2 separate regions of the Homo sapiens genome follow, and region 1 is linked to region 2. Evidence: chromatin loops called from intact Hi-C (ENCODE). Cell type or tissue: ascending aorta. All regions are shown on one strand.

Region 1 (2,500 bases), 850 kb before region 2:
ATGGAGAAACCCCAGAGACCCAGCTCACTTCACAAGGAATTTCCAGGATAGACAGTCAATGAGTTCCCTCTTGGTCATGTCCATTGACAGGGAGGTCACTAATACATAGGACATTTGGAGTCTGCTCTAATTGTGTTTCTTCCTTGGAACCAGAGCTCCGAAAGGCCCTCAGAAGCCACAAAACCTACTTCTCCTATATCCTGGCATCCATAGACCAGGGAAGGGAAGTGACTTTCTCGAGGTCCTACAGCGACAATAGCAGAACTAAGGTCCTCATGTCCCAATGAGTAAAGTCTGATGCTTTTTCTTCCTTCTCAGAGAGCTACCTCCCCAGGACAGTCACACAGTGGCCTCAGTTCCACTCTCTGGAACAACAGACAACGAGGTTAACCCCTTTTCCAACTGAAATGATGGAATCCGCCCCCAGTTTTCTCATCTGTCACCTTCAGCCTTTTCTCAGGGGACATGGCTCCTAGTTTCTTCAGAACAATGCTCAGTCTCCTGGGACTTCTCTAACCTGCCTTCTGCCGCAGAAGTGGACATTTCACTCTGCAAAGGGTTGATGAGGGTACACACAGCAGGCTTCCTGCATTTCCATGGGTCCACAGCAGCCCTGGAAGTCTTAGATCTAAGAGTGGGCCTCACTATGCCTGTTGTCAAACCTCTCAGGTCACCAACTCCTCTGTCTGTCAAATGGGGATGCAGTTTTTCTCACCCACTTCACGGAGCGGTTTGAGTACTAGATGCTCCGTAGGCCTGTGAGCCATTTCTGACGTTATTACCATGTCCTTGGCAGCAGCTATGTCCCCGGTTGACTCAGATTCAGTCCCAGGCAGATTAAAATCTTCAAATGCTTTGCATATCAGTGGCTGACCAGCCAGTAGCCTCACCCCACCCTGCCAGCCTCCATTGCTAAATCATGCAGTGGGTGTTTCTATGAGAAATTAGAAAAAAAAAATCTCAGCTCCTCCAGCCCATTGGCTCTCCCCTCTCTGTATCATGGTTGCTCCACTGACCTAGGCTGGCCACACACTCCTGGCCACCCGGTGAGTCATCAGGCCACTCCTACAGGCTGATGAGATGCTGGACCTCACAGATGGGCCTCGTGGCTGAGTGCCAGGATGGCCAATAATGTTTCTTTCACCTGCCAGCACCAACTGATCTGTAGTTGGGGGCTGCCCAGAGTGTTGTATTGAGAAACATTCTGAGCTGTGCCTGGGCTGAACAAGACAGCATGCTGTGATTGACTAGCAATGTCTGGCACGGGTATAGGAATGGCTAGGGATGGAACCTGTGCCAAGTATTTGCCATTTCCAACCTAGTGTTTCCCGGCCACCATGAAGCAAGAAGCTGGTTAGACTTTTGGTAACAGGTTCCCCTGACTGATTTTAGGGATTGAGTGCTCCATCAAAGGGCTAATTTTCTTTTTTTATTTTCTTTCTTTCTTTTTTTGAAGCGGAGTCTCACTCTGTTGCCCAGGCTGGAGTACAGTGGTGCCATCTCGGCTCACTGCAAGGTCCACCTCCTGGGTTCACGCCATTCTCCTGCCTCAGCCTCCCGAGTAGCTGGGACTACAGGTGTCCATCACCACGCCTGGCTAATTTTTTTGCATTTTTAGTAGAGACGGGGTTTCACCGTGTTAGCCAGGATGGTCTCGATCTCCTGACCTCGTGATCCGCCTGCCTTGGCCTCCCAAAGTGCTGGGATTACAGGCATGAGCCACTGCGCCCAGCCTCAAAGGGCTAATTTTCTATCCACTACTGTGTTGCTACCTAGAGCTGTACTAATACAGTAGCCACTAGCCACAGGTGGCTTGTTAAATTTAGATGAATTCTAACTAAATTAAATCAAAAATTTAGCGTCTCAGTTGTATGAGCCACGTGGTTCATGGCTACCATGTTGGACAGCACAGATACAGAGGATTCCTATCATCGCAGAAAGTTGTGTGGGACAGAACTCACCAAGTGGTGATTGTGCCTGCCAATGGACATTTTTGGAAACATCCTAGAGACATTTTGGGTTGTCACAACTGGAGAGGAGGTGCTACCTGCATCTACTGGGTCAAGGACAGGGATGCTGCTACACATTTTTCCAAGCACATGACAGGTCCACAACAAAGAGATATGCAACCCAAATGTCAATAGTGTCTACGCTGACACTGGTCTAGAACCCTGGTCTGGAAGAATCATGACAAATGGGAAGGAGCATCAAGAGAAGAAGAGGGCAATATCATCTTTGCTTTGAATAATAACTAGGTGTAACAGGGAAAGAACTGAAAAAATGAGTCATCCACTGTTGGCAGAAAAACAAGCAGAAAAGCAAGTCACTAAACCTCTCTGATGCTGAGTTTCCTCTTCTATAAAACTGGGACTATATCACTACCTGCCTTGATCATCAGTGGATTAAATGAGGTAATGAATGTGAAAAAGCTTTCTTATCTGTCTCTGTGAAACAATGCCACACAATTTATTATCTCAACGGATGTTGTTTATTACATTAT
Region 2 (2,500 bases):
CGGAGTGAGATTGAGTTATCTCTTTTCACCAATTGAAACGGAAAGTTGTTGAACAACATATATGATGGCATTTATGTACACATTTAAAAAACAACTACCAAACATTGCTATAGATTATATATTTCTGTGTATGTATATGCATACAGAAGGTTTTGAAAGGAACACAGCAAACTCATGATAGTGGTGTTATTTCAAGAGAGGGCAGGCAGAGATTAAGGACGATCAAAGCAGACTTTGACTTTCTCTACAATGTTTTAGTTTTTTGCAGGGGTGATAGATCCATATATTTCTTGCATTACTAAACAAAAAACAAAAAACAATGTTTAATGCTAATATAAAAAGCTAAAACAAATAAAGCAAAAAGTGACCTACAGATGACGGACACCCAACCCCCATGACCCCAGGCAGAAGGGAGAGGAGTGGGTGGGAGGGGGCGAGGCCTCCACAAGGTCACCTGTGTGCTGCTGCTGGAGTCGCTGTGCAGGCGGATGTTCTGGCGGCCCGAACTGCAGCTCTGGGAGGACTGAGAAAAGAAAGAGCAGGAGGGAGGGAGGGTGAGGCTGCACCCTGGCCCAGAGCAGGAAGGACTGCTGGGCTGGGAGCCAGAAAGTCTAGTTGCATCTCTATTCCTAACTTGCACAAGTCCTCTCTCAGAGCATCAGTTTCCTAGCTGTAAAATGAAAGGGGGGCACCACTCCCTGCTTCCTGGAGCCTCTTCAGAGACCGCTTTGACCTCTGGGTTCCCACCTCTCACCTCTGCAACTAGAGCACCCCACCTTTAACTGCTCTGTAATTGAGACTTCTGGCCAATATTTCAGTTCAACTCACAGAGTAACTGGTTCTATTAATGGCTCCACTTTTTTTTTTCCCATGATCCCTGTATACATGCTTCTGCCCTATAACCTCATAGTCCTTGCCTACTCTGACACTAGACTTGGCCATGTGGCTTGCTTTTGTCAATGGGATGTTAACAAACTTGACTCAGCAGAGGCTTAGAACACCCTTGTGCATTTCCGCTTTCTCTCTGTGGCATCTGCTTTCACCGTGAGAGCACGTCCAGGTTAACTTGCTGGGCAGTGAGCCACGTGGAGCACAGCTGAGTCACCCCAGGCAAATACGAGAGCCCAACCAAGATAAACAAATGTTTTAGTTGACCAGTTACGGACAGCTGGTGCCAGAATAAGCCTCGCCTAGCCCAGTTAAGAACAGAACTTGCCAGCTGACCCAGAGTTGTGAGCAAAAATAAACGCTGACTGTTGGAAGTCATTGATTTTTGGTGGTTGTTTGTTACACACTGTTATTGTGGCAATTGATGACTGATATCATCACTGCTGAAGAAAATTAACTTTTTTTTGAGAGGGAGTTTCGCTCGTTGCCCGTGCTGGAGTGCAGTGATGCAATCTCGGCTTGCTGCAACTTCCGCCTCCCGGGTTTAAGTGATTCTCCTGCCTCGGCCTCTCAAGTAGCTGGGATTACAGGCGCTCAGCTAATTTTTGTATTTTTAGCAGAGATGGGGTTTCACCATGTTGGCCAAGGCTGGTCTTGAACTCCTGACCTCAGGTGATCCACCCGCCTTGGCCTCCCAAAGTACTGGGATTACAGGCGTGAGCCACCACCCTCAGTCAAGGGTGGTGAGATCCTACTTTTTACTGAGATCCTACTTTGGGCTATTAAACTGGAAGTTCTGGGAGGACAGACCAGTCTGTCTGGGTCACTGGAACATTCCTGATATCCCAGGATATTCCTGATAGTACCTGCACATAGTAGATACTCAATAAGCATTTGTTGAATCAATGAAAGTCAGGCAGTGCGCCAGGCACTTTATATACATTGTCTTGTTTGGACTGTACACGAACCTCCTCTACACCTGATTATTCCCATTTTACAGATGCAGAAAACTGAGGCCCAGAAGAAAAGGTACTGGTAGGGAACCCCAGAACTACTAAATGGTGGGACTAGAGTTTGAATTCAGGTCTGATTCCAAAGTCACCGCACACTCTTAAAGAAAAAGCCAGGGGTGAGACTGTCACCAGGCCCCAGACACCCAGTCTTCACCACTCTTAGAACAGCCCAATGAAGCAGACCCTGACCTTCCCCAGCCCCCGCGCTCCCCGAGGCCAGCCGCCCATCACCTCATTGCTGATGGTTGAGTCCCTGTGCAACATCCGGTGCAGGTGGCTGTCCAAGCTGGCCCCGGATGAGCATTTGGCCAGGGCGGCCGCATGGGACTCCCGCTCCCTCTGCCGCACGATCGCCTCGCAGCCCAGCCACTCAGCCATGGTCTGTGCATAGCAGGCATGAATCTGCTCGTCCACCTGCCAGGGCAGATGCAATGTCACCCGAGGTGTCAACAAAGGGGCGCCTGGGGAGGGCCAGACCAACGTGGAAGAGAGTGGCTCTGATCCATCCAACATTCACGCAGTTAACATCCAGCAGATATTAACTGAGCACCTACTATGCTATGCCTAGCACTGGTTAGGCTCTGAAGACACAAAGGGAG

The links. A loop is a pair of places that touch in the nucleus more often than their neighbours do. Peaks named below come from ENCODE experiments on the same cell type or tissue, not always from the same donor. Only the 100,000 strongest peaks of a DNase experiment are listed, where the experiment ranks them.
Region 1: a loop joins it to region 2, with 4 times the contacts of the local background. A loop is called at or near these places in 1 of 110 quality-filtered maps.

The regions. Positions count from the first base shown.
Region 1 is chr22:25,746,074-25,748,573 of GRCh38, reverse strand. All of the region lies in intron 1 of MYO18B (myosin XVIIIB), which reads right to left. Among named protein-coding and RNA genes, the nearest start is that of MYO18B, 5.1 kb to the right of the region's middle. RefSeq lists an enhancer at 818-1,112. In ascending aorta, no CTCF peak of the experiment used is centred here; a DNase peak (open chromatin) is centred at 963; H3K4me3 peaks cover 914 bases; H3K27ac peaks cover 2,336 bases.
Region 2 is chr22:24,893,246-24,895,745 of GRCh38, reverse strand. It overlaps SGSM1 (small G protein signaling modulator 1), which reads right to left. Exons shown (of 25, transcript NM_001098497.3): 17 at 2,133-2,315; 18 at 455-523. Among named protein-coding and RNA genes, the nearest start is that of LHFPL7, 52 kb to the left of the region's middle. In ascending aorta, no CTCF peak of the experiment used is centred here; DNase peaks (open chromatin) are centred at 585, 1,095 and 1,405; H3K4me3 peaks cover 1,266 bases; H3K27ac peaks cover 2,342 bases.